Regions from separate parts of the Homo sapiens genome. Here region 1 is linked to region 2. Evidence: read pairs that join two places in POLR2A ChIA-PET (ENCODE). Cell type or tissue: OCI-LY7. All regions are shown on one strand. Each heading gives the region's core, and the rest is flanking DNA. Links, peaks and the distances in the headings are about the cores only.

What was found. ChIA-PET counts read pairs that join two places held together with the same protein. Peaks named below come from ENCODE experiments on the same cell type or tissue, not always from the same donor. Only the 100,000 strongest peaks of a DNase experiment are listed, where the experiment ranks them.
Region 1: POLR2A ChIA-PET joins it to region 2 with 5 read pairs; 2 of 35 experiments call an interaction of 5 or more read pairs at or near these places.

What each region holds. Positions count from the first base shown.
Region 1 is chr1:64,095,959-64,106,168 of GRCh38, reverse strand. All of the region lies in intron 4 of ROR1 (receptor tyrosine kinase like orphan receptor 1), which reads right to left. The region is part of intron 5 of ROR1-AS1 (ROR1 antisense RNA 1); the gene reads left to right. Among named protein-coding and RNA genes, the nearest start is that of ROR1-AS1, 11 kb to the left of the region's middle. In OCI-LY7, for the core only: no CTCF peak of the experiment used is centred there; no DNase peak of the experiment used is centred there.
Region 2 is chr1:64,015,553-64,025,762 of GRCh38, reverse strand. All of the region lies in intron 2 of ROR1 (receptor tyrosine kinase like orphan receptor 1), which reads right to left. Among named protein-coding and RNA genes, the nearest start is that of ROR1-AS1, 92 kb to the left of the region's middle. In OCI-LY7, for the core only: no CTCF peak of the experiment used is centred there; a DNase peak (open chromatin) is centred at 5,722.

The DNA of each region.
Region 1 (10,210 bases), core at 3,618-7,617, 80 kb before region 2:
GACCTTTTCAAGGAGAACTACAAACTACTGCTCAAGGAAATAAGAGAGGACACAAACAAATGGAAAAACATTCCATCCTCATGGATAGGAAGAATCAATATCATGAAAATGGCCATACTGTCCAACGTAATTTATAGATTCAATGCTATCCTCATCAAGCTACCATTGACGTTCTTCACAGAATTAGAAAAAAAACTACTTTAAATTTCATATGGAATCAAAGAAGACCCTGTATAGCTAAGACAAGCCTAAGCAAAAAGAACAAAGCTGGAGGCATCAAGCTACCTGACTTCAAACTATACTACAGGCTACAGTAACCAAAACAGCATGGTACTGGTACCAAAACAAACATATAGACCAATGGAACAGAACAGAGACCTCAGAAATAACACCACACATCTAAAACCATCTGATCTTTGACAAACCTGACAAAAACAAGCGATCGGGAAATGATCTCCTATTCATTAAATGTTTCTGGGAAAACTGTCTAGCCACGTGCAGAAAACTGAAACTGGATCACCCTTCCTTATACCTTATACAAAAATTAACTTAGGATGGATTAAAGACTTAAATGTAAAGCCCCAAACCATAAAAACCCTAGAAGAAAACCTAGGCAATACCATTCAGGACATAGGCATGGGCAAAGACTTCATAATGAAAACGCCAAAAGCAATTGCAGCAAAAGCCATAATTGACAAATGGGATGTAATTAAACTAAAGAGCTTCTGCACAGCAAAAGAAGCTATCATCAGAGTGAACAGGCAACCTACAGAATGGGAGAAAAATTTTGCGATCTATCCATCCAACAAAGGTCTAATATCCAGCATCTATAAGGAACTTAAACAAATTGACAAGAAAAAAATAACCCCATCAAAAAGTGGGTGAAAAATATGAACAGACACTTCTCAAAAGAAGACATTTACATGGCCAAGAAACATGAAAAAAGCTCAATATCACTGATCATTAGAGAAATGCAAATCAAAATCACAATGAGATACCATCTCACACCAGTCAGAATGGCGATTATTAAAAAGTCAAGAAACAATAGATGCTAGTGAGGTTGTGGAGAAATAGGAACACTTTTATACTGTTAATGGGAACGTAAATTAGTTCAACCATTGTGGAAGACAGTACAGCAATTCCTCAAGGACCTAGAACCAGAAATAACATTTGACCCAGCAGCCCCATTACTGGGTATATGCCCAAAGGAATATAAAATATTCTACTATAAAGACACATGCACACATATGTTTATTGCAGCACTATTTACAATAGCAAAGACATGGAACTAACCCAAATGCCCATCAATGATAGACTGGATAAAGAAAATGTGGTACATATACACCATGGAATACTATGCAGCCATAAAAAGGAATGAGATCATGCCCTTTGCAGGGTCATGGATGAAGCTGGAAGCCATCATTCTCAGCAAACTATCACAAGAACAGAAAACCAAACACCACATGTTCTCACTCATAAGTGGCAGCTGAACCATGATAACACATGGACACAGGGAGGGGAACAGCACACACCAGGGCCTATTGAAGGGTGGGGGTGAGGGGAGGGAACTTAGAGGACGGGTCAATAGGTGCAGCAAACCACCATGGCACATGTATGCCTGTGTAACAAATCTGCGTGTTCTATACATGTATCCCGGAACTTAAAGTAAAATAAAAAAAAAAAAGAATTTATTACCCATGAGGGGACAGGATGTATATGACTTCATGCTATATTGATTAGTAGAGGACTGGGCACACTTGTGATTTTCCTTTGGACTCATCAGCATCCTCCTTGCAAAGTCCTGTCACACATGGCTTTAAGTAAAAATAATAATGATAATAAATTAAAAACCACCTACAAGAGGACAGCTGAGTGTGGTAGAGACAGCTGCCCACAGCACCTAGGGTGTGGATAAGAACCCTGACTCTTCTATGTACTAGTTTTAGGATCTTGAACAAGTTGCTTCACCCCTCTAAGCCTGAGTTTCTTCATCTATAATAGGGGATAATAATAGTAAAGATGTTTTAAGAAATGTCCTAAGGGTAATATAAGATAACATAGATATATAGCCTAGTGCAGAGTTTCTCAATCTCAGCGCTATTGACGTTTGGGGCTGGAGAGTTGTTTGTTGGAGCGAGCTGGCCTGTGCACTGTACGATATTTAGCAGCATCTCTGGCCTTAACCTACTAGATGCTCATATAATACCTTTCCAGTTGTGATAACCAAAAATGTTTGTAGACATTGCAAAGTGTTCCCTGGAAGGCAAAATCCCCCTCACTAGAGAACTGCTGACCTTGCCCAAAGCCTGGCACAAATGGGTGGTCAATGAATGTTAATTCTTTCCCTCCTTTTAGATAGAAACCTTTTTTTTTTAAGGTGAAGTGAGACACAACTAACTTGGAGTCATGTTAATTCAGATAATGGGAGAACTGAAATCTATATTTTCAGTAATACAGAAAAATTAACAGTGTCCACAGTTATTTAGAGAACACTGTGTATTCACTTATGAAAACATACTACTTATAAGGACTCATTTGAAAGTCATTCACATTCAGTTAATATACTAAGTTCTCAAAGCCTCAGAAAACACCTTTAAATCACCAACCATTTCAGGCAAATTTTAATTGATAATTGCAGTTAAATATATTGAAATGGCAATTATATATTTTTTAAGAAACAAAGCAACTATTTCTGACTTTGTCCTCTACTGCAGATTAACTTTCCCTTTAAATAAGCAGCTTAATGAAGTTTTGTTTCACTCACATATCTAGAGGATATTTTATAAATGTTGCATTGAGATTTTCTAGTTCCTTACTTTTTTTTTTTTGCATTTGAACTTTTTTTTAAATTTTATTATTATTATACTTTAAGTTTTAGGGTACATGTGCACAACGTGCCATCCCCATCAAGCTACCAATGACTTTCTTCACAGAATTGGAAAATACTACTTTAAAGTTCATATGGAACCAAAAAAGAGCCCACATCGCCAAGTCAGTCCTTACTAACTTCTTAAGCAGGAAATTCTTTTCCATAGCGAACCTAACATCTTCCTGCTGCTTTTTTAGCCTGTTTCCTATTGTTCAAACTTCAGTGGAAAATGAGACCAGATGTTCATAAGAAGAGCCTCATTCTTGTGTACCTGGAGTTTGTAAGTAACACCAGGCCTGGCCTGGGACTTCCTCATCTGGACCAATGATTCTCAACAGGGGGGTGATTGTCATCCCAGGGGACAGCTGGCGCTGTCTGGAGACACTTTTGGTTGTCGAAATTGGGGAGAAAGGGGTTGCTGGCATCCAGTGCGTGGAGGCCAGGGATGCTGCTAAGCAGCCTGTAATACACAGGGCAGCCCCTACAACAAGGAATTATTATCCAGGTTCAAGTGTCAAGGTTAAAAAAATCCTGCCCTAGACCATGGCTCGGAGATGAATTGAGCAGATTAACAATGAAGGAACTGTTTTAAAAAAGCGAAGGCGATCAAACCCTACTTGTCTGGCTTTGAGATAGATACCTGTTGCATTCTTCAGGAAGATTTTTCTAAGCCCACCTTTGTGCATATTCCCATCACAGCACTTGTATCACCAGCACAATGCTGGCATACAGTGGACATTTATAAAAGACAGGTGAATAAAAGCACAGCTATGAGGCCCAACAATGAATCTCCAGGGTTCCTTAACCTCCCTCTCTGGACACATCAATGTAAGCTCTGAGGGACTGAGAGGGACTTCTCTTTGTGAGAAGAAAGGAAGTGGGTGTGAAGGAGCTGGGTTTGCTTGTCTCACCCTTCCACTGTCTACACCAGGAGTTGAAGTTTATTTTCCCTCTTTGCCTCACACTGACAGGGATAGAGGCAATAGATTTGGTTTCATTTACCATTTCACTTAATCGCCTGAAATGTAAAAACCGCACAAACAGATCTGATTCCATACTTTCCACGCTCCTTCTTGTGGTGCTGCTAAGCGGAGCTGTTAAAACAAACAGGAGAAATGTGGAGGTCAGGGTTCTGCTACCTACTTCTAGTCTACTTAGCTATTGGTGCCTCTGTCTCTCATTCTCTCCAGACCTCTCCCCAGCCCTATTTGCACCTCTTGAGAGCAGGACCTTCTTTTTCTCATCACCTGAATACAGGAAGTGTTATAGTTATTAATGGGGACCAGCTCTTAATGTTTGACCAATAACTATATAGCATACACCTAAAAGCAGGAGTCTGTAACAAGTTGAAAGGAGATGACAATTGATCTTAAAGCATTACCCAAGCAATTTCTAAGATGCCTTTTTATTCCTTGATTCTGCCAAACATGATTCTGTCACAAAGCTTTTAGGTTAGCTGTCCCGTTTGCCTGGAATTATCTGCCTCTCTCTCAGATAAACGTATGGCTCACTCTCTCACTTCATTCAAGCCTTTGCCCAAATGCCACCTTATCGGAGAGGCCTCCTCTAATCAACCCATGTAAAGTAGCAACCTCTACCACATCACTCTCTTTCTACTCATTGTGATTTCTGTCTCTTCTTAAGCATCCTTGGGTTCCCCCTCAAGAATGTAAGCTCCACAAGCAATAGAGCAGAATTTGTGCCTGTTTCACTGTCATATCCTTCGTTCTTAGAACAGGAGCTGGCTCACAGTAGGTGCTCAGTAAATATCTGTGGGCTGAAGGAAAATCTCAGGGCCCTTCTTCGTCAGGAGCTTGTACCATTATGTCTCTACCTCCTCCCCAACCCACCACGCATGATGGGTTATTTAGTGCATTAGTTAATCCCTCCTCTCTTAATCAATTCCACATGTCCATATCTGGTTATTACTTAGTGTTTATCAAAACAGCTTAACTATGGGCTCCCAAAGACTCCTTAGGAATGAGACAGGACCATGGTGAACAGAGACTCCCCTGTTCCCTACCCCGTGGCACTATTAGCCTCTCCACGGCCTCAGGCATGGAGTCCCTTGATGTCCCAGTTTAAGGTTTTTACTCTACTGTGGGCATAAAACTCTTCCCTGTTTACTTTCTGCACAGAGCAGCTCAACGGCTTTTTTAGAACCATTGTAGAAGGTAAAAGTAAAAATTTCTACCCATAAAACCATGTAAAATACCCTCATGATTTCATCTGTGACCCTGAACCTTTCTTTTTCTCCAAATCCCTTTTATTTTTGTAAAAGAATGCACTACGTGCCAGCATCTGGCTTGTAAAAATAAATACAGTGACTGGCTTTCCCAAGTAACTTGGCCTAATCATCCAGTGCTCCTGAAAAGACCCGTCTCCTGAGATGCAGCAATCTTATGAACGATCTATTCCATGGTCCAGGCACAGAGGGGGCACTTACATGGGTTGAATTACACACCCCAGAGTATCTGCATTTAGAATGAGGACTAACTCTTGACTCCTATAGAATTAGATGTTTTCCTGTGGTGGGTAGATTGCTAATGCTTGATATTCCCTTAAAACACATTTGTTACGACTCAGCTATGTGTAGGCTTGATCATTTGAGGGCAGGCACTAGTAGGGGTTTGATATATTCCCAGATGAGTTTTACATCTTTTACTTAAAAACAAAATGAAGGCTTGGAGTATTTATCAAAATTAAGTGATGCTGATATAAAGTAAATAGATATCACTATCTTTAAATCAAGGTATCAATTATTAACATTTGGGGATATTACTGATAGGCTTATTTTGTTTGCTTATTTCTTGAGACAAGGTCTTTCTCTGTCACCTAGGCTGGAGTGCAGTGGTGTGATCACAGCTCACTGCAGCCTCAACCTCCTGGGTTCAAGCGATCCTCCCACCTGTGCCTCCTGAGTAGCTGGGACTATATGAACACACTGCTATGCCTAGCTTATTTTTTATTTTTTATTTTTAGTAGAGATGAGGTCTTGCCATGTTGCCCAGGCTGGTCTCAAACTCCTGGTCTCAAGCTATCCTTCCAGCTCAGCTTTCCAAAGTGCTGGGATTACAGACACGAGCCACCACACATGGTCAACTTTTTTTTAAAAAAAATACCAAATCAATAAAGTCAACTGAATTGAATTTAACTCAACATCTATTGTGTATGATTTGTAATATTTTTAAATTTTTCCAAAATTTTAAAATAGCCAGTTAGCTGAAAAATAAACTCAACTTTTTGAGACAGAGTCTCACTCTGTTGCCCAGGCTGGACTGCAGTGGTGTGATCTTGGCTCACTGCAACCTCCACCTCCTGGGTTTAAGCAATTCTCCTGCCTCAGCCTCCTGAGTAGCTGGGACTACAGGCACGCGCCACCACGTCCAGCTAATTTTTGTATTTTTTAGTAGAGATGGGTTTTCACCATATTGGCCAGCTGGTCTTGGACTCTTGACCTTGTGATCCACCTGCCTCGGCCTCCCAAAGTGCTGGGATTACAGGCGTGAGCCACTGCACCCGGCCTATTTGATCTTTATTTTCAACAATAAACCCACAAACTTAGTTAAGCAAAATGAGCATGTGTTACTTGAAATTTTAATTATTTTACAAATAACTGTTAACTAAATTTACTGTCGGAAAAAGACATTACTCAATCTGCAAACTTTAAAGCATTAGGTCAGGCAACTAATTTATTTTTATCATTATTTCTTTATTTACAGCCAACTAGAAAATATAAACATTTTATTTTTGCTTTTATAGTTTCCATTTGGAACACAAATGCTCTGGAGCAGAATGTTCCTCTGGCGGCCTCTGATGAGTTCAGATGCTCCGATGACTTTTGTTATCCTTCTCACACCACCGTGACAAGTATAATAGCAGGTGGCATTGACTGAGCACTTAGCAGCTATTCATATTTACTGAGGGCTTCCTATGGACCAGGCACTGTGCTTTGCAACAAACCAGCATATTGGAAGGATCGCCAGAACTGAACACAGATTTAACATATCAATCTGTGGGGCTTTGGCAAGATTCTTCACCACTCTGAGGCTCAATTGCCTGATCCCTGATGTGGAGGTAGTATTAACAGTCTTGCCTGCCTCGGGGAGTTGTTTGTGATGACATGCACTGTGAGCAGGATATGGCTCCATGGTGGGAGTATACGCTAATGTGTAAGATTACAGGTTCACTCCTCAGCAGCCCCACTTTATAATCCCAGAAGAAGGCCTGCGAGAACACAATCTCTGCTTCACTTCCTGGTGTATCTCCAGCACTGGGGCCCGCCAGTAAACATTTCCTGATGACATGAATAACATGTGTGAAAGTGCTTTATGAACTGTAAAACAGGGCAAAATTCCATTATATTATTGATAACATTAAATTTCCTTCAGCAACTTATTTCACCCATAGCCCCGATATTTATTTTTCATCATTGTTGGGGCAACTATTTATTTAGTACTGAGAAAATTATTTCAGGCTGATGAAGTCCTGAAGTCTAAAAGGATCTATTTCAGTTCTTTATCAATATCACAGAGCTGATTCTGCCCCACAGTCAGCTGGGATGAAAGAAGAGGCCTGTAGTACCTTGGGGAACAGTAATCCCCTCTGGCTGGACTATGCAGGACTGATCCTGAAGAATCCCAAAGCCCTGGAACCACTATAAACAGGGAGGTGTGACTGACAACTGTGACAACATGGGACAAATTACACAGACTCATACCAAAGCCAGGTCTGCACCTAGCAAAGTGCTTTAAGTTCTGGGCTGCACTGGAGCCCTAGTTTGTGCTTAAGCTTAGTTTGCCTGAGAATTCTGGCATGTGGAGGGGCAGCAGAGGTGAGCCAGTGAGAGTCTTAAGAGAGACCGCGGAACCTCCAAGACCAGACCTCACACTAGGGGCCAAGTCAGAAACATGCTTTTCTATTTGCTGCAAGCACAAATGAAGACCTTGTGGTACCTGAACTGCACAGCCCGGGCCCCTTCTTCCCCATTTCAGAGGGGGTTTGGGACTGAGTTGGCAGGGAGCCTACCTCTGGGTGGGGACTCAGTGCATCTAAAAGCACAAATACTTGTGATAAGGGTCTTTCACCCTCACTTCTCACTCACAGCACAAGCCTCCAGATCCAGTAAATCAGGGGCTTTCACTTTATTTCATCACTGCCCTGGAGTCTCCTCAAATTACCTGGAACGAATTTGAAAGGGCTGAAGTTCCTGTCGAGTGGCAGAAATATTGATTTGTGACAAGCACATGATCCAGGCTGAGGGTTAAATATAGGGGAGTGTGAGGCAGATGCTAAGTCTTACAGATGAGTAGCAATTGTGTGTAAATTGACGGAGAACGCAGCCTTTTGCATAAATTTGTCCATGGACTAGCACTTACTATTCAGCAACTGCCAATCCTTCATCTCTCAAATCCTTCAATCTCTGAAACAAAACCCACCTAAATTCTCAAATTGTCCACCACAGCTCACCCTCCAGAGGTTCTGGAGCTTGAGGAACATGACAGCTGGGTTTAGGAAAACCACTTTTCACTGAATGAGAACACTGGGTTTGGAAATCTGGCTTCCAGTCCTGGCTCTGCCATAACCAGCTCCAGAAATGTAGGCAATTTGCTTCACCTTATTCTTTTTTTTTCCCTTGGTAAAATGGAAATAATTATACCTAGGACAAAATAACTTTGTTCTAGGTAAAGAAAGCATTGTCTCAAGGCCTTATATATATATATACTATATGAAATATGTATATATGTATGTATTTCAAAAATGCATAAATACAATCTTGTCTGTGATAAACAGAATAAAGGCCCCTAAAAATGTGAATGTCCTAATCCCCAGAGCATTTGAATATGTTACATGGCAAGTGGGAATTAAGGCTGCAGATGGCATTAAGATCAGTAATCAGCTGACCTCAAAATAAGGAGATTCTCCTGAATTTTTTGGGTGGGTCCAGTGGAATATAAACATCCTTTAAATATGGAGGAAAGAGGCAGAAAGTCAGAATGTTACAATGATGCAGTGTTCAGAAGGATTCCACTGTCTGTTGCTGACTGAATTTGGAAGAGGGCTGCTAGCCAAGAAATGCAAGTCACCTCTAAAGCCTGGAAATGACAAAAAAAAAATGGATTCTCCCCTTGAGCCTCCAAAAGGAACCTTAATTTTAGGCCAGTGAGGCCCATTTTGGACTTCTGACTTTCAAAACTGTAAGACAGTCAACAAGTTTGTGCTACTTTTTTAGAGTAGCCATTAAAAAATTAATTTAGCAAATGAGGAAACTAACATACCACCCATAAGACTGTACCATTGTCATCATTGTTTACATTGTCAGAATCCTTGACATCATCATCATTATCATCATCAAGACTTTATTTCATGGCTATTATTAAAAAAAAAAAAACAGATGCTGGTGAGGTTGTGGAGAAAAAAAGGAATGCGTATACACTGTTGGTGGGAGTGTAAATTAGTTCAACCACTGTGGAAGACAGTATGGTGATTCCTCAAAGACCTAAAGACAGAAATACCATTAGACTCAGCAATTCCATTACTAGGTATATACCCAAAGGAATATAAATCATTCTATTATAAAGACATGTGCATGAGTATGTTCATTACAGCACTATTCACAATAGCAAAGTCATGGAATCAACCCAAATACCCATCAATGATAGACTGGACAAAGAAAATGTGGCATGTATAATATACTCCATGGAATACAATGCAGCCATAAAAAAGAATGAGATCATATTCTTTGCAGGGCCATGGACGGAGCTGGAGGCCATTATCCTTAGCAAACCAATGCAGGAACAGAAAAGCAGATACCACATGTTCTCACTTGTAAGTAGGAGCTAAATGATGAGAACACATGGACACATGGAGGAGAACAACACACAGTGGGGCCTATTGGAGGGTGGAGAGTGGGAGGAGGGAGAGGATCAGGAAAAATAACTAATGTATACTAGGCTTAATATCTGGCTGACGAAATAATCTGTACAACAAACCCCATGACACACATTTACCTATGTAAAAACCCTGCACATCCTGCACAAGTACCCCTGAAATTTAAAGTAAAAAATTAAAAAAAAAAGACTTTATTTCAAATACATCCTGGGAATGAGATTTCAAGCAATGTATAATTTTGCCAAAATTTTCAGAAACCAAATCAGATGGTATCTCATGGAGTGAGTGACAAAGGGATTTTATCTTTAAGAATGATATCATATTGTTTCTATGCAAACACTGATGGTATTGTTCACATTATTTATTTATTTTACAAACCCTTTGTTCCTAGTACAAAAGTATACTTCAGAGCAAATTATTTTAGAATAGTATTAAGAGGTTTATTTAGAA
Region 2 (10,210 bases), core at 3,626-7,625:
CCTGTGTTACTTCACTTTGAATAACAGTCCCCATTTCCATCCAGGTTGCTTCAAATGTCATTAATTCATTCCTTTTTATGGCTGAGAAGTATTCTATCATATATATATGTGTATATGTGTGTATATATATATGTACATATGTGTGTATATGTGTATGTATATATACATATATATATATCTCACAATTTCTTTATACACTCATTGATTGATGGGCATTTGGACTGATACCACATTTTTTGCAACAGCAAATTGTGCTGCTATAAATATGTGTGTGTAAGTATCCTTTTTGTATAATGACTTCTTTTCCTCTGGGTAATGGGATTGCTGGATCAAATGGTAGTTCTATTTTTAGTTTTTTAAGGAATCTCCATGCTGTTTTTTCCATAGTGGTTGTACTAGTTTATACTCCCACCAGTAGTACAGAAGCGAGGAACCACCACTTATCAGGCTTCTGGAAGACGGGAATCACGTTATCAGCCAGGAGCTCACATTATACGACTTCTAGAGGTCATTCAACTTGGAGATTCCCTGAGTCTAGGTTGTGGAGAAAAGTTGTCTCTGGCACCAGACTAATCTGCTGCCCTTCCTAGGGGTGGAAATATTGCTCAATTTGATTCAGACTGAAAAGGAAGTGATTACTTATAACACCTTAAAGAAAATATAAGTGACTGTTTTGATCATCTTGGAGAATGGAAGGCTTTTCTAAGCATGACACCAAAGATTGATAGATTCAATTTCATAAAAATAAAATTTTTCCATGTTAAAATATACATGCAAACAAAATTAAAAGTTAAACTAGAAAAAATGCAGATTTCAAACAAAAGATCAGTATCTTAATAGTAGAATGAGAAAAATTAATATGTTAGAGATAAACTGGCTACTAAACATAAAAAATTCAACCTTAGTTATCAAAGAAATGGAATTTAAAATAACAATGACATACCATTTTTTTGCTTTTAAAATTGACAACAACCAAGAAAATGACAATACTTAGTTTGAGTGAAGGTAAGTAGTAGTAGAATAGGACATTCTCCTGCACTGTTGCTAGGGATGTAAATATGCAGAGAGATTTAAGAGAACACTGTGTAGTAGGTACCTCCATGAGGCCAGGTACTGTCCTGGGCCCTTTAAGGCATTTATCATCACCCTACTATTTATAACACAAAGCTAGAATAATTCTAACTTTTCAACAATAGGTGATAATAGGTTCAGTAAATTACTGAATACCTCTACAATGGAACACATTTGTTTTTGTTTTTTTTGTTTTTTGTTTTTTGTTTTTGAGATGGAGTCTCACTCTGTCTCCCAGGCTGGAGTGCAGTGGTGCAATCTCGGCTCACTGCAACCTCCGTCTCCCAGGTTCCAGTGATTCTCCTGCCTCAGCCTCCCAAGTAGCTGGGATTACAGGTGCATGCCACCATGCCCTACTAATTTTTGTATTTTTAGTACAGACAGGGTTTCACCATGTTGGCCAGGTTGGTCTCGAAATCCTGACCTTAGGTGATCCATTTGCCTCAGCCTCTCAAAGTGCTGGGATTACAGGCATGAGCCACTGCGCCCAGCTCCCATTTGTATTAGTCCATTTTCACACTGCTATAAAGAATTACCTGAGACTGGATAATTTATAAAGAAAAGAGATTTAATTGACTCACATTTCCACATGGCCGGGGAAACCTCAGGAAACTTAGAATCATGGCAGAAGGTGAAGGAGAAGCAAGCACTTTCTTTACAAGGTGACAGGAGAGAAAGAGAGAGAGGAACTGCCACACACTTTTAAACCAACACATCTCATGAGAACTCACTCACTATCACAAGAACAGCATGGGGAAAACCGCGCCCATGATCCAATCACCTCCTACCATGTCCCTCCCTTGACACGTGGGGATTACAATTTGGATTACAATTCAAGATAAGATTTGGGTGGGGACACAGAGCCAAACCATATCAACATTTAATATGGCCAATAAAAATGATGTTAAAAATATTTAATGACACAGAAAGATGCTTGCGAATTTGTTTCTAAGGGACAAATGTTGTTTACAAAAGAGAATGGCTCAATATGATTCCTTTTCAGTAAATATATCTGTAAAAATATATGCATTAAAAAGACAAACAGTATCTGTTAGCAGTAACATAATTTTGGCTTCATTTTACTTTCTAGATTTTCTACAATAAATAAATATGTTTAGATATTGCAAGAGCTAGTTTTTTGTTTTGTTTTGTTTTGTTTTTAAAGGAAGAAAATTATTTAAGGATAAGGGCAATAAACAGTACAGGTGACACATCAGGCCCACCTTACCTTAAAAGAGCTGAACAGCTGGGAGCCATCTCTCTTCCTGCTATTAGTCTCCTGCCTCAACTGGCCCTGGGAAAGAGGACCCAAGCTGTTTAGCTGGATTCTGAGGTGGTCTTTCAAGGTTTCCCCAGGTCTTCTCCAAATTCCTCTCTCAGTAGGATGAGGGCTGCTGAGAGCTAAGAAGGCACTGTCTAGCTAGTCTGGGTGGACTGGAGGGATGGGCTACAGTGAGCTCCTCTGACTCGATGCAGGATGCTAGCATCCTTCTGTTACTCAGCACCACTGCAAGGGCAGTATCTCAAGGTCTACCCAGGGTTTACCTGCGATCCAGCACAAAAGTCTGATTCTACTATCTTCAGCAGTATTTGATTCCTATTGGGAATCCTTAGCAGAAAAATGCCTGTCACCAGTAGAAAGGCTTTCCCTGAGCTCGTGTCTTCAATAGATGATCGCATTATTAGAGTTTTCCATTACCTCAACATTTCTCCTAGCCCCAGCCCAAACATTCCTTTTTATATAAATAAATGTTATTATAAAGTAAAAACAAAAACAAAACCCCCACAAACAAAAAACAGCAATGTCAACATCAACAGAAAGCATGGCCTCTAAATAGACACTTTACCAAGATTTCACCCCTTATGCTCACAGTTCTTTTAACACAGATGCTTGGTAAGCAGAGATAATTTCAGATCACCTACTGTTTCTTGATGTAAAAATAAAGAGACATATATTCAAGTCAATTTACATTTTACGAAGCACAACATTATCATATTAGGATCTGGGAATGACTTCGTGTAGACATTTTTACCCTTGTGTGACAACTGAGGACACAAGAAGTCCAGAGAGGTTTAGTGAATGGCCTGGGGTTACCTTATTAGTGGACATGCCAGGGCTCTTACGGGGAAATGGGGCTGTAGCACTAAGTAAAAACAGTTAGCGTTGCAATGTTAAATTCATTTTTGTAGCCCTCAGAGACCTGGCAGTACAGAAGAATAGCAAGACCAAAGCTCTTCATTGTGACTGTTTTGTTTATTTAGAGTTTTCTTATTTTTGTTTTATTTTGGCAAAAGTCACTTAACACAAAATTAACTGTTTTAAAGTGAACAATTTAGTGGCATTTAATATACTGACAATGTTGTACAACCACCATTTCTATCTAATTGGAAAACAGATCTGGCAGCCCAAAAGGAAAGTGTGTACCTATAAAGCAATTGCTCCCTTCTCCCACTCTAGCCAGCCCCTGGCAACCAATTCAACTTCTGCCTCTATGCATTTACCTCTTCTGAATATTTCACATGAATGAAATCATACACGTGACCTTTTAGGTCTGGCTTCTTTCACTCAGCATAGTGTTTTTGAGATTTATCCATGTTATGGCATGTATCAGAACTTCATTCCTTTTTATGGCCAAATAATATTCCATTGTATGTCTGTACCACTCTTTGTTTACCAGTCATCCCACTGATGGACATTTAGGCTGCTTCCATCTTTTGGCTATTGTGAGTAATACAGCTATGAATATGTGCGTACCTGCATTTGTTTGAATACCTGTTTTCAATTCTTTGGGGGTATATATGAGTTTTACAATTTTTATGTCTTCTACTTATTTTTTATCTGACTATAAGAGTATAGGATATTTATTAAAGAAAGTATGAAAATCAAAGAAAAAAGACAAATAAGAAAAACCACCTAAGGGTAATCAAGAATATCCCCTTCCAGAAAGGATATCCTACCAGCAAAAAGCCTTCTAAGCCTGTTCCTTCTTTCCTCCCTATACACACAGATTATTATTTTAGAAATAAATAGTCACTGAGAACATGGACTTGGTAGCCAGGAAAGCCTGGATTTGAATTCTGGCTCTGCCATTTACTAGCTGCGTCACTTTACCTTGAACTTGTTTTCCTGCCTGTGAAATGAACATAATAGTACCTACCTTGCAGAGTTTTTATGGCACATTAAATGGTGCTCAGGAAGTGTCAGGTATAATAGTACTTCCCACACAGGGATTTGCTAACTCCACCAGAAAGTGAGGTTCATGAGACAGGAATTTTGTATTTTCACCTCTGTATCAGCACAGTGCCTGCCACATGACTGGTACTCCATAAATACCTGTTGAATGTATAAGTGAATGTAACTATTGAGGACATTGGGGTTGAAATTAGAGTCCTAGGAAGGATCTTTGGGAAGAATTCAGGTCTCTGAGTTCAGAAGACAAGTAAAGACCATGGATAGAAAAATCTTGTAAGTCAGTTTTAATTCTATACAACCATAGTCCAACGGCCAGAGTTCGTCTGGTCTGACTTTGGGCCCACAGATAATGAAATCATGAGTTATTTGCAGCAATTAGGGCAGAGGCTAGGAGGCCTCTGAGGTATGCGGGGATTTGAACTTCCTAAGCTGCTAGATCAACTAAGGCTTGGGGCATTTTTTTTTTTTAAGCAAATAAGCATTTGACAGAATAAACCCAGACAAAGAGATACTTAAGCATGAAGCCTTGACAGAAACTTCCCTGAAGTAATATAGCTTGGAACTAAAGAGATGATTAGTGAGCTTCTCATGACCCTACAGGAAATCTTGCTTGGTACAGGAACACAACATTTTCGAAGTTTGTCTAAAAGAAGTTTTCACACACTCCACTGCCTCATAATAATGTCTGCAACGGGTTGCAGAGCTCGCCGTCTGCTGAATTCTTTACTGCCTTTCTTCTTTTGTGGGTCTTTATCCCCAAATAATCTGTTTGTGGACCAACTTCTGCAAGCTCAGGAGGGCTAAAGTGGAGCTGTAAGCCCTCAAACCCTCAGTAAACAGGCCAGAGGGAATGAAGAGCTGACCTCTACCTCAGCCATTAGCTGGGCCTACCTAGGATGGATCTGATCCTATATTCCAGGATAAGTCTTATTTTTTCATTCATCTCCTTTGCAGCACCTATCATTGCTGGAATTAAATGATTTTCAGTATTTCTGTGTATGTGAAAAACCTTGTCTAAAGTTTTTCTCTTCCACTAAATTGTAGAGTATCCAAAGGGAAGAATGTTTCTGCCTTTTTCATTTTTGTATCTTCAGCCAGTACAGGCCTCGTCCATGGTAGGCACTGAATAAACATTTGTTGAATAAATGAACCTAAGACATTTTATTACAAAGTTCAATTCAGCTTAAAGGCAACATAATATATTGATTAAGAACATGGGTTTGAATTCTGGGTTCACTGCTTTGTGACGTAGGGCAAGTTGCTTAAATCTCTCTTAGTTTCCTGATGTTACTTTAACAAATTATCACAAACTTAGTGGCTTAAAGCATCAGCAATTTATTCTTTCACATTTCTGGAGGCTAGAAGTACAAAATCCAGCAGAGCCACACTCTTTCTGGTGGCCCTGGAGTGGAATTCATTCCTTGTCTCTTAGTTTCTGAGGGCCCTGGCATTCTTGAGCTTGTGGCTGCATCACGTGATCTCTGCTTTCATTTTCACATTGCTTCCTCCTCTGTGGGTCCATCTAAAAACTCCCTCTGTCTCTGTCTTATAAGGACACTTGTAGGCATTTAGGCTTCTGGGGATAATGACGGATAATCTCATCTCAAGATCCTTAATTTAATTACATGTGCAAAACCCCTTTTCCAAATAAAGAAAAATTCACAGGTTCCAGAGTTTAGGACATGGACACATCTTTTGCAGGCAGGATGTCACTATTCAAAATACGACTTTTCCCTAAGGCTCAGTTTTTCATCTGTAAATCTGTCACAGTATCTCAGAATTTTTATGAGGATTAAATGTGACAATCCATGTAAATCACTTAACATGGTTCTTGGCATATCATAAGCCCTCGATAGATGGTAGCTATTAATAATTGGTATTATTTCATGAGAAAGGGAGGTGTTACTCCCGATGTCCATAAGGAACAAGTGATGGAGTTATGCCAACACATTCAGATATTTTAAAAATATATCAATATCACTATCAATCTACCCTTTTCTGTATTTATTTTATGAGTTCTGGGGCTTGTGCTTAGCCGTCTCACATATGTCATTACATTCTGTACTTACAACAACACTTGAAGGCTGGTATTCTCCCCATTTTACAGATGGGGGAAAAAATCCAGATCTTAATATTCAAGAATCTGGAGTTAGCCACAGAGCTTAAATATAAACCAAGGACTTCTCACTCCAAGCCCAGGTCTTGTCTACATTACCTCAGAAAATTGAGGACAGAAATTGACAAAGTGCCAAGCACCTATACTTGTATTAATCACTTGTTAGAATATCATGAAGAGTCAAACTACAAGGCAGGTTAGCCTAGAAGAACTCTAAAGCAGTGATTCTCAAACTTTGTTGCACACTAGAATCACCTGGAGACCTTTTAAACCTCTCAAATCACAGGCTATACACCAGACCAATAAAATAAGAATGAGGGGAGGAGGAGAACAGACCCAGGCATTAGTAATTTTTAAAATTCCCCAGGTGATACCAATTACAGCTGAGGTTAAGAATTACTGCTCTATCACTGGTCCTCAAACTTTAGTGGGCATCAGAGTCACCTGGAAGATGGTAACAATGGAGGGGAATAGGGTCTAGCCTGATTCAACGAACCCGGGTCTCTCCAAGTGACTCTAACACCCACCAAAGCTTGAGGACAGCTACTCTAAAGTAACTTTCGGCTCCCGTATTCTGATTTTCACCACTCATTCATTTCTCTCTTTATTCAAACAACTGCACTAGATGTTGGAGAGATAAGGATGCATAAAGAAGACATGACTTCTGATCTCAAGAAGTTCACAGCTTGACACGCTGTTCTTTTCTCTCTCAAAGCCCTCTCCATACTGCTTTTCCTGGTCAACCTCTCTTTGAATGGGAGACACATGAGGGCCTTGCTTGAAATGACGAAGATCTTCAATAAAATTTCTTGCATGAGGAAAGAAGAAGAATGGGGAGAAGAAGAGGAAGAACATACATGCAAACAAGCATCACCTGGCATGGGGAGGAACAAGGTGTGATCATCAGTGGGAGAAGGTGGAGTCAGGGAAGTCTTCTTGGAAGTGGTGAAGTGTGAGCTGGGTCTTTAACAATGACAAAAGGTTGGGGGAGGGTGTTCTCATCAGAGCAAATAGTAAGGTTTGCACAGATGCTTGAAATAGGATGTTGTGTTTTAGAGCACAACAAGCAAAGGTGGAGAAGGAGAAGCAGGAAACTGAGGGAGGAGCCCCATGGTAAAGCACTTTGTATAATCTCCGTTTCCCCTCCCTTTAGCCAAGCAGACCTTTTAAGTCCGAAAGTCCCAGCAAGTCTTTAGATAAGGTTAACCAAAGCTGTGGGCCCAGGGCTAGGAAAGACTTCCATGATCCCTGTGAGCAGGACCCTAGTCCATAGGTTTCTGGAAGTACCTTGAGGCCAAACTGTAAAGCCATTTTTGAAGTGGGTGCAACAGGAGGAGATAGGCTTAAATCCAAACTAAAAGACACACAGGCAAGGAAAAAACAGCCTGGGAAAAAGCCAGACACTCTTTCTCTGTGACTGCCTTATTATTTATGAGTCCAGAAATGTGCCTCGTCTTAGCCAGTAATTACTGAAAATAGTACCAAGGGAGTAAGGAATCTGAGACTCAAGATATAAGGTAGATAAGCTCTCTCCTCATTCTAAATGGTAAAAACAGGAGCACAAACACTTCCAAGCTTGCTCGGTTGCTCACCTGCCTGGGCTGGGGCAGCGGTTGCTGGGAGGATGGAGGTGGGGTTCTATGCTGCTCACACAGCCATCTGCAGAGCACCCACAGGGCCTCGTTCCTCTAGGCTGAATGCCCCCCTAACAGCACAGATGGGGAGATGAGGAATGATGGGAGGGCTTGGGTGCCAAGAGCTGGAATAACCGGCTGGAAAGACCCCTACATGGTGAGGAAGACCCTTTCTGCTCCATTGATGGCTGGATGGCAGGGGGGCTGATGGCAAATCTCTCCCCTTTGAGCAGGTTTTGAAGAATCAAGATGGACCATAAACGGTCATTTTCCCTCTATTTCCGGATAGAATTCCATATCCCTCATCTTGCCAATGCCTTTCCCTAAAGTGAATAGACTTGTCAAAAAGGATTAATACCGGTCTTAGAGAGAGAGAGCTGCTTGGTCAAAGGGAACTGATTTTCATGTTGCATGCTTCTATACTGGGTGTAAGCAAAGGGAATAAGAGCTGGTTGCCAGCAAAGGGATACAGGAGATATACAGCAGGCAAGAAGCTCCCCGCATATATCCAAATCCCTGCTCTCCTATCAGGAAGGTGTTCCTGGCTGAGTGTGGTGGCTCATGCTTGTAATCCCAGCACTTTGGGGGGCCGAGGGGGCAGATTGCTTGAGCCTAAAAGTTCAAGACAAGCCTGGGAAACATGGTGAGACCCCGTCTCTAAATACAAAAATTAGCTGGACATGGTGCACCTGTGGTCCCAGCGACTTGGAGGCTGAAGTGGGAGGATTGCTTGAGACTGAGAGATGGAGGCTGCAACGAGCCATGATCACATCACTGGACTCCAGCCTGGGCGACAGAATAAGATCTTGTCTCAAAAGAAAAAAAAAATAATAATCCCTATGTGTTTTTCGCCTTTTAACCCACAATATTTTTCTCCACAGATGAGAAATTACTCCAGATATTGCTTGTCTCTAATCATATTAGTGGTCAATTTGTAATCTAGTTATAATAATGATCAGACTATAATCAGTAATGATAATCCCTTACACATAAAATCTTTATATATATATATATAATTATATTTTAAGTTCTAGGGTACATAAAGCATTATATACACACACACAAACAAAATCAGTGTTTAGAAACATTTCTTTTTATAAAAAGTAGTTCCTAGAATTTTAAAGCTGGAATGGATATGAGAGCATTTCCTTTTGCTGCAAGGAGGAAACAGGTTACATTTACCTAAGGTTCCAGCAATTGTTTCCTGAGAGCAGCATTATCTAATAGAAATAAACTGTGAACCACAAATGTAAGTGAGAAGTGTAATTTTAAACTGTCTGCTAGCCACATTAAAAGGGATCAGGTACTATAAATTAATTTTAATGTATTTTACTAATTCAATATATGAAAATATCATTTCAACATGTAATCAATGTAAAAATTATTAGTAAGATATTTTCTTTTCTATATTAAGGCCTTGAGATCCAGTGTGTTTTACACTGATGCTACCCCTCACTTTGGACTGTCCACATTTCACATTCTCAATAGACATAGGTGGGTAGTGGCTACTATACTGGTTCACGCAGCATTGGAGTCTCAAAATGGGTAATGCAGCCAGAACAAGGATTGATGCCTCCCTTTCAACAGGTGAAAACCCTGAGGCCCAGAGCTTAAATAGGTCATTGACCTGGTGATGGAGCTGAGCTGGAACTAGAACCTAGATTCCTTGTTAAAGTGCTGTTTCCTCAAATCATGCTGCCCTCCCCTTGGGAAACAGAAGGGAGTTGGTGGGGAGGGGGCGGTCAAGAGAACTACCAGTAGTGAGCACCTATATATGCTAGAGACTGTGATGAGATTTATATTTTATTTAATTCATACACCAGCCCTTTCAAGTACATATCACTCCTCTATTTTCCATATGAGGTTAGAGAGGCTCTAAGTGTTTTAGTAGTTGATAATGGCAAGGTGACAACCTTTAAAGAAAATGGTGCTATCAATATTAGAAAGATGTTGCTTACGACCCCAACCAGCTACCAGTTTTGAAGCTGGAACACAAGGATGGATAAGCTCTCAGACACCCCAGTCCTAGGAAGACTGTTCATCAGCTTGCCACGTGCCAAGAGCCAAGGCAAGATCCAGTCTATCCTTACAATACCACCTTCAACCCATAGCTCCAAATATATACAATTAAAGCACAAGAAAACGACTCAGTCACCCCATTCTGACTAGCTAAGCATCAAGCTCTAAGCTATAGGC